Linked DNA regions of Homo sapiens: region 2 is linked to region 1. The links are chromatin loops, found by intact Hi-C in ENCODE. Cell type or tissue: B cell. All regions are shown on one strand. Each heading gives the region's core, and the rest is flanking DNA. Links, peaks and the distances in the headings are about the cores only. Region 1 holds the start of KCNH8 (potassium voltage-gated channel subfamily H member 8). Region 2 has its middle 67 kb from the start of EFHB.

Region 1 (4,396 bases), core at 296-4,295:
AAACAACTTGTATTAGATATGTTAGAACATAAAAAAGAGAACAATGATTATTATCATCCCTTTTATTGTATGCCACATATTATGAGATTCAAAGGCTTTCATAAATATTTTCTTCTACTCAGTGGAGTAAGTAGGGAAAGTATTATTATCCCAGTTTTACAGTTAAGGAAATGGAAACCCACAAACTTTAAATGACAAAGGGGATAAGTGGTTGAAACAAAACTAGAACTCAATACATCTGAGTAGATGCCTGTAAATTAAAATATTGCCTTCTTGCGAAGGCTAAAATTCTTGTTGCCAGAAAAAGTTTAAGAATATTTTCAGTGCCTACAGTCAAATACATATGCATCAATAAGGCATTTGCAGCTATTTTGTGTCATGGTATTGGATGAATGCTATAATTAGAAAACAGACGTGAAGCCGACCTAAAACCATCAAACTAATATAGAGAGCCCTGAAGCTTTTTCCAGTTCCAGTCAGTCTGAAAAGACAACATCAAATGCTAATGAGAGTCAGTCTTAAATAAAATAAGAATAAAAATTGCTTTATCTGTGGCTTATAACTCTTAAGTGAATTTAATGTGTATTTTCTCTCTTGTGTGTTACATTTTCCCTATAAGGAATTATAGAGTTGAACCCAGATCTTGTACCCATAAATCTCAAATGCTTATGGAGACATAAAGAATAGGTAAAAATGGATTTTTAATCACATTAAGGAATGCTGTTATGAGGCAACTTCCTTTGAAACTCAAAATACTAACAAATTGATAGGAAGATTTTAAAACATGGCTCCATTTTATTTGATACTTGTTCCATCTAAAGGTTGGACTTTTCCCCCTTTCTGATTAACCTGGATTCTGTGCTTGCTTTCAATCTGGCCGTTTCTAGATCAGGCCTTAAGAAACTGGCAGTTCCTACTTCCTGTCTCTTCAGACACTCTGGAAACCACCATGCTGTGAGGAAGCCCAAGTAGTTCCTGGAGAGATCTACACCAATAACTGAAGCCCCAAGGCCCTAGCACTGGCTGAGCTCCCAGCTGAAAGCCAGCACCAAATTTCCATAACTTTGAGTGAACCATCTTGGAAGTGTATATTCCAGTTCCAGGTTAAGTGTACTCAGAAATAACCTGCCCCATTGATCCCTGTAAAAATTGGAGATCTGAAAGCAAAATACAATATTGTTGACATTTTAAGTCAGTAGGGTTTGGGGCAGTTTATTGTATCAGTGAACTTTGCCTAGGTTGGTTTTACCTAGAGGCCTTCTATAGTACATAATAGAGTACCTTGGTCTGGTTATAGGGATTTTGTGCCTTCCTTTACATTTTAAAGTGAAAGAAAAATATCTTTTCTGTGAACATGAATTTTTTATTATTATTGTTATACTTTTAAGTTCTAGGGTACATGTGCACAATGTGCAGGTTTGTTACATTGGTATACATGTGCCATGTTTGTTTGCTGCATCCATCAACTCGTCATTTACATTAGGTATTTCTCCTAATGCTATCCCTCCCCCAGCTCCCCAGCCCCCAACAGGCCCGGGTGTGTGATGTTCCCCTCCCTGTGTCCATGTGTTGTCATGAACATCAATATTTTTAATGAGGGCATTAAGTTTACTCTATTGTGTGGTTATCCTGTATTCTTGTAGCATTGTCTCGTTTAGTCCGTAGAGAAAGATCACATCCCTGTAGTGTGTGATCTACTATAAAATGAGTTGGGGTTTTTTGTGTCAATAAAATGAGTTGCAACAAAATGAGTTGGGTTTTTTTGTGTCAATAAGTGGGGACAGTGGGAAAATTTCCTTAAGGAAAGCACATGAGATTTGGTGATTTGGGGCAGATGATAGTGAAAACTCCAGACTCCCATGGTGCTTCTTTCACGGTCTTTGCTTTCCAGGTGGCAAAACATGTTTAAAGGGATTTAATATACTTAAACTTGGATGGAGGTCATGTTCTAATGGCACAATTTGGCCTCACTGATGCCACAAACCCTTAGGATGAACATTAGGTTTCGGGCTAGAACTTAAAAAGGGCCTGGAACTCAAGACCAGAGTGGTGATGGCTGTCTTCATTAAGAAACACTTCTTGGTGGGCAAAGGATATAAGAGATAGTTAGGTCCATCTACTGCAGTTCAGTAGAATACAGGGCTTGAATTTGAATTTAGGGCAGGGATCTTGCCATGCCTAGCACAGTTCCTGACACATAATAGGTGTTGGAGGGGAGACAGTGAATGATAAATGCCAGGCTCCTTTTGCCATGAAACTGGGGCTTTCTTTTGGGTTGTCATTTTTAAGCCACTATGTGGCTTGCTTCTTGCAGTGATTTCATATATTAGGTAACAGATCAGGACCACGAGGAAACAATTTTTACACACACGGCCCTACAGTGCAAATTGTTATGAACCACAGTCATAGCTTACAACTAATACATTTCATCCTGAACTTCGAGCCAATTCACGGGTGGCGTTTATCTCCGTTTTACATCGGCAGCAACAGCCTGAATTTTCTGGGACACGATGCGCCACCCAAACAACAGGGACTCCCTCATCTTTTTCTCCCCAGCTCCGCCCAAGACTGAGCCACATAGCCACCTGCAGTTGCGATCGGCTCGCCGCGTGGGGGACTCCACCCGCGTGAGCTCGGTTTCCGAAAAGCGAAGCTGGGGTGGGACACAAGGATTGAGGGGAGGACAGGGACGGACCTGCGGCAGAAGCAGGGTGCAGCTGGGCGAGGAACCCCACGTTGGTAGCTTCTCTTCTGGGATGGCCGCCCCGCGCCGCCCACTCCGGAATCCTGTCCCCTCCCCGGCGCGCCCCCGCCCAGCTAGCCTAGAGCCTCTGCCGGATCTTCTCGAATTTCAACACAAAGGGAATCCTCGGCCGCAGGAAGTGCATCACGAGAAAGGGGGCCTGGGGGCGGGGAGAGGGGGATGCCGCTTCTCTCTCTTCTCCCCCTCCCTCCCGGAGCCCAAGGCAGACGTGACGAAACCCGCGGGGTCCCCCCCGAAGCCCCAACAGCCGAGATAATTGAAACAAGAAACCCCCTTAGTAAGGGGGCGGGGGGTGGGCCCTCCCTCCCTCCTCCCGCCACGCCCGAGTTCCTGGAGATCAGAGCTGCCTCGCCGCGGCTCTGACACCTGTTTGCTTTTTCCCTCCTTTCCTTCCGGGTGCACTAGCACCTGGGCTTACGTTTGTTTTTCTACCCTGGGGCTCTCAACTTCCCTTCCACACTCCACCTCCCTTGCAGAGTTTTCTATAAAGTTCGGGCTCTGGGTGTCCCCTTGCACTCCCCACAGGGCTGTGCCGCAGGCTTGGGCGACTTTCCCCGCAGAACGTTGGCCGAGAGGGAGTCCCCGCGGGGGGGGCCAGGGGGGAGGACTGGGAGAGACCACTTTCGTTTTCTGAGACGCCTTCAGTTCCTGGCCGTCCGCCAGGCTTTCTTCTTGGAGGTGTCAGTCTTCGGGAGTGGGGGCTGGGGAAAGGGGGGCAGGCTAGGGGATTTGTGTTTGAAGCTATTTTTGGAAGGCAGCCTTACTGTTTTTACTTACGTGGTATTTTGCAAATTAATAAAAATAGCAAACTTTTCTAGAAATGCTTTATTCACATTTTACCGGAGAATGGGAAACCATCCATTGTCCGTTCAAAAGGCTATTTTTTTAAAGTTTGGGATGGCTTGGGGAGGCCAATGGCAATTTGGGGAGAAGGGCTGAAGCACCCCTTTTTGGAGCTCGGGGCCAGTTTCCCGGACTAAAAGACCCTGGTGACTGGGGATGGGCCTCACAACTAACTCGGGCTGCCCTGCCCCTGTCGCGTGGGCTCGCAATGGCAAGTGCTCCGGAAGGGGGCCGCCTCCCCGTGGGGCTCCTGGCTGCCTCTGCTCCCTTGGACACCACTGGGGGGCCTCCCCCTCCTAAGTTCTAGGTTGAGGCCGGATACCTGCCCCGACCTGTCTCCTCCCTTTCTCCAATACCACACCCACGGGACTCCAGTCTCCCCGGGAGTGGGACGGAGAGGGAACAAAGGGGTCTTTGTTCACTGGCTCCCGGGGCGTGGGAGTTGCGCTCGCTCTCCTTTCCCGGCGTCCCGTGGAGACCGGGAGGCTCAGCGCCTCTCCCAGCTCTCAGCGCCGCCCTCCCAGACCCCAGAGACGTCGGTCAGGGCGCGGCGCCCCGGGCCACTGCGGGCTCTTTCCGGGCGGGCGACGTGGGGGGCGAGGCACCGCGCGGCGGCGCCTGGCGGGCACTGTTGCCCGCGGAGGGACGGTGGGGGGGTTTCAGCAGCTGGCGGGGGTGGAGGGGGCGGGAGAGGGAGCCTGCGCCGGGCTGAGCCTGGAGGTGCGGGGCGGGCTCGGGGAGCGCTCTTGGGGCTCCTCCTGCCACAGCCGGGGCGGCTGGAACTCTCTC
Region 2 (4,396 bases), core at 187-4,186, 720 kb after region 1:
ATCTCTTTTGGCAACACTTTTACAGACACACCCAGGATCAATACTTTGTATCCTTCAATCCAATCAAGTTGACACTCACTATTAACCATCACAAGTGTGAATAATTGTGAGCTTAGTCACATAAATGTCACAAAGCTCAAAGCCTTCTCGCTCAAAGTGAGATCCCAGAGCAGCTGCATCATATCACCTGGAAGCTTTGGAAATGCGTAATCTCAGGCTCCACCCTGGACATACTGAATCGGAATCTGCATTTTAACAAGATCTACAGGTGATTTATATGCACATTAAAATTTAAAACACACTAACTTAGAGGATATCAAATATAAATTTATTCATTCCCTATTGTCCCCAATTCACACTTCCTCCTAGCAAAATTTTTATATCTGTAAATCTTTTTTTAGTTTTTGTTACTCTTTTTCATTAATGGATGTGCTAGTCTATCTGTAAATCTCAGTAATTCAGATAGGTATATTTACTGCAGAAGATGATTAATTTACCGCTGACCAAAAATTCTAATCATGAAAATATTTCTAACAGGGCAAACTACAGGCTGGATCTCTGGACAAAAGAGCATTCTTAGTCTGTCTAAATTACTAGTTAACCACCACCTAACAACTGAGAGACTAGGCATGGGGAGTGCCTTTTTAAAAAGATAAGCGTATGTTAATCACTTCAAGGTATTAATATATATAATTTACTCCAAGAGAATGAAAAAGACTTTCCCTCTGCTCAGGTGAAGGTGTGTTCACCTCTATTTACAGAGTAGAAAATCTGGCAGAGTAATTACAGATGGAATAAGAGCTATAAGCTCCAGATTACTCTCAGGAAACATTTCTTAGTCTAAATGCACTTTTTAATTAGCTCTTCCAATAGCATCATGCTAATTGGCTAATTCGGGAATGATATGAGACCCCATGTGCTTTAAAGAAAATCTGTTTGTTGATATATTTATTTGCAACTGAGACTGTCTTATTGCTGGCAGGACAGATATTATTAAAACAGAATCACCTGCTTATTTTAACCAGGTTTTTTTAATGAACACACATGAATTGGATTATCCCTAGGGTTTCAGGAGGAAGTATTAGCATTCTGAGTGATGGGAAATTGCCACTTAGCTGGGAAATAAATGAGCTTTAAATAGATCCCATTATTTTTTGCGAGGTTATTACTGTAAATGTTTTATAATAGAAGAAATGCCTTTCAAGTCTATCCTCATTGTTGGTTTATGATTGGGGTGTTAACCTCTAACTAGCCCAGCTCTTCACGTCAAGCCATGGTGAGCTTTCATAAGTGGTTACTACATAAAATAAAATTACCCTTTATTGGCCCATATAATATTTCCAACAAGTTCCTTGGTTAACCATGCTGTGAACAAAATGTATTAAGTTTATTTGCCTGAGCTAGGAAACAGTAGTCTTTAAAACTTTTTATAGGTTCAATATATTCTACTATTAACGAGACTATCCTGAACACTATGGAAACATAGTTTAGGTGAGAACATGGTGATATATTTGAATATTTATTTATATCTCATCTGAGTATTTCACATTGTTTTACTTCTTTCTCTAACAGATGACACTTTATGATCCAAGCAAATCTCCTCTCTAGGTTGCTAGTACTATTTAAAATGTGCCTTTTCAGCCTAATTTCTGCCACCAAATAATAATTTTAAAAAAGAAAGTGCATAGATCATCCTGGATTTTGCAAAGCGTTGTGGTAGACTTCTTCCTCCAGCTTAACATTCTCTTTTCAGCTGCTGCTATTCCACACAGTTGGCTAAGGTTCATCGCTAAGTTTGGAAATGCTAGGGTGCCCCCTACCGTTAAAATGGGAAATCACGTTTCTTAGCCACGCCATTCAAAGAACAATATTCTCCCAAAAAGGGTATTTAACCAAAGCACAGATAAGCAATTAGTCACACCGATGGATGGCTGGATGGATGGATGGATGGGAGACAGAGGCAGGTAGTAAATCTACCTGAGGATAAATTTGAAATTTTGAAGTTAGAAGCTACTTGAGTATTCATCTGGTCTAGAGATCTGTGGGAGATAGGGTGACTGAATATCACATGGTCAAAAGTATACACGTATATGCATTTTTCTAAAATAATAGTGTGTATAGCTATCATCATTATTTCAAAGGTATACATAACCTGGGTCACTCTCTCTCCACTACCTTCCCTGTCATCTTTCTTGGTGGTATCAGTGTCCCTGTAGGTGATTCATCTACTTAACATCAGACTTCTCACTTCTTGAACTCCCTTTTTTAATGAACCTGTTCTCCACCTACTTTAGTCACTCAGGCCCATTATCACACCCTAAATTTTATTACCAACATCTCTACCACCTGCAGAATCTCATTTGCAGGCATTCCACTCTGATCACCAACACTTATTTTTCTAGCTTATTTTTTATAGTATTCCTCTACAACTTTTGACCCATAGGAATGGCCCAGTTCATTATCCCTGCCATTTTTTCAGTACCATCTCATTTCTGAACTTCTTCCTGACAGATCTTAGTCTCCATGTCACGTCACTAGAACTATTTCCTTGCATAAATTCAACTTTGTGCCTCCCTCCCACCATTTTATTCCGCAGGTAAAATTCCAGCCCTAGTCAAATATAAATCTCCATTTATTCCAGATCCAAAGTCTAGTAGTTGCATAAGAAAAAAACTGACTGAAGAAAAACACAAAACCAAGTGACCAATCTCATTTTAAATTTATAATTAAAAAATTCAAGAGGGCTTGCAGTCCTACTATGTTTTCTAGTCAAGTCACTGCCTCACTCTCTAAATCAGTTCTCCTTCCTCACCTTTCGTCCAGCCCTCAACACACCCTCCTCCTTTCTTACTCTCAGCTGATAACCCTTTTTTATATATACAACTTGCCATCCTGTTGTCCTCTTATACAACTGACAGCTGTTCCAAAGAAACCTCTCCACTTCTACACTGTATCCCAACCCCTTTCCCAACTCAAGAATTTGCTCCTGTAATTATTTCCTCTTACTCCTTTATTCTCCTCAACTATACAATTCCTATCAACACGAATTGTGCTATAAAATCTCATATGTTTAAAAAGCATCTTTTCTCTGCCCTCTTTAAAAAAAAAAAAACAGTGTCTTACTCTGTTGCCCAGGCTGGAGTGCAGTGGCACACTCTAGGCTCACTGCAAACCTCCGCCTTCCAGGTTCAAGCGATTCTCATGCCTCAGCCCCCCCAGTAAGTGGGACTACAGGTGAGCATCACCACACCTGGCTAATTTTTGTATTTTTAGTACAGATGGGGTTTTGCCATGTTGGCCAGGCTTGTCTCAAACTCCTGGGCTCCAGCAATCCTCCCGCCTCAGCCTCCCAAAGTGCTGGGATTACAGACATGAGCCACCACACCCGGCCCTCTCTGCCCTCTTCATAGCAGAGTTTGTTAAAGAGTTCTCCATCATACACACTACTTACCTCCTAAACTTTTGTGAACCCATTTTCATGAAACTGCGACTCCACTACTGGCATCAAAAGAGCTCCTGTCAAGGTTGCCAGTAACATCCAATTGTCAAACTTCATGGTCAATTCTCAGGCTTCACCTTTACCTCCAAATAGCATTGTCAGTTGATTTCTCCCTCCTTCTTAAAATACCTCTTCACTTGAGTAAGTGCTCCATAAACGTCTGTTGAATTAATGACCCCAAAAATATTAAGAGTGCAGAACCAATCCCAGATTCCAGTGCAAATGAAAGAGCAGGGCTTAACCTTCTCATCTAAGTTTTACATAGGTGATAGATGGCTTAAATTGGGACTTGGCATTGATGGGCCAATCTTTATTCTTCCAATATTCTGTGAGTGATTGCATACTGTTGTCCCTGTTTAGTCTGTATATCTTTTTCATTAGTTCCCCAAAGATTTATGGAGCACTACTCCATGCCAGGTAATGTGTATCTAGAAATTTGTCAATTTGGATTATGTCCTCAGAAAACGTATACTATAAATTAAATAGAAGAGGCAAGTATATAGCTAATTATCAGACAAAATACAAAGTAATTGTTGTCTCACAAAGGCACAGAGAACTAAGCAAGTTCAAAGGAAAGACAGATTCTTTGTAGCCAGAGAATGATTCCGGGAAATTTTGTAACAATAGTAAACTTTGAACTATTCCTTAAAAAAGATGTAGAATGTAGGCATGTAGAAAGTGGGGAAAGGAGGATGGAAGTATTTCCAGGGGAAGATATGAGTATAGTGGATAGCAGTCACAGAAACGTCATATAGTTCAGTTCTTGCTGAAGCAAAGAATAGATGAAAGGGAGTGATATGAAATGAGGTCAAAAAGAAGCATTAGAGGAAAACACTGTAGGGCCTTATGATGCTAGGCTAAGAATGTACATTTTTCTAAAAAATGGGAAAACTGTTG

The links. Hi-C counts contacts between places; a loop is a spot of excess contacts. Peaks named below come from ENCODE experiments on the same cell type or tissue, not always from the same donor. Only the 100,000 strongest peaks of a DNase experiment are listed, where the experiment ranks them.
Region 2: a loop joins it to region 1, with 12 times the contacts of the local background. A loop is called at or near these places in 10 of 110 quality-filtered maps.

The regions. Positions count from the first base shown.
Region 1 is chr3:19,144,161-19,148,556 of GRCh38, forward strand. It overlaps KCNH8 (potassium voltage-gated channel subfamily H member 8), which reads left to right and starts at 4,350. Exons shown (of 16, transcript NM_144633.3): 1 at 4,350-4,396. RefSeq lists enhancers at 2,605-3,198, 3,199-3,792 and a silencer at 2,740-2,911. In B cell, for the core only: CTCF peaks have their summits at 2,605 and 2,808; DNase peaks (open chromatin) are centred at 3,031 and 3,881; H3K4me3 peaks cover 2,152 bases; H3K27ac peaks cover 2,059 bases; H3K27me3 peaks cover 504 bases.
Region 2 is chr3:19,865,116-19,869,511 of GRCh38, forward strand. No RefSeq gene overlaps it. Among named protein-coding and RNA genes, the nearest start is that of EFHB, 67 kb to the right of the region's middle. RefSeq lists an enhancer at 1-605. In B cell, for the core only: CTCF peaks have their summits at 1,836 (motif pointing left) and 2,042; a DNase peak (open chromatin) is centred at 1,816.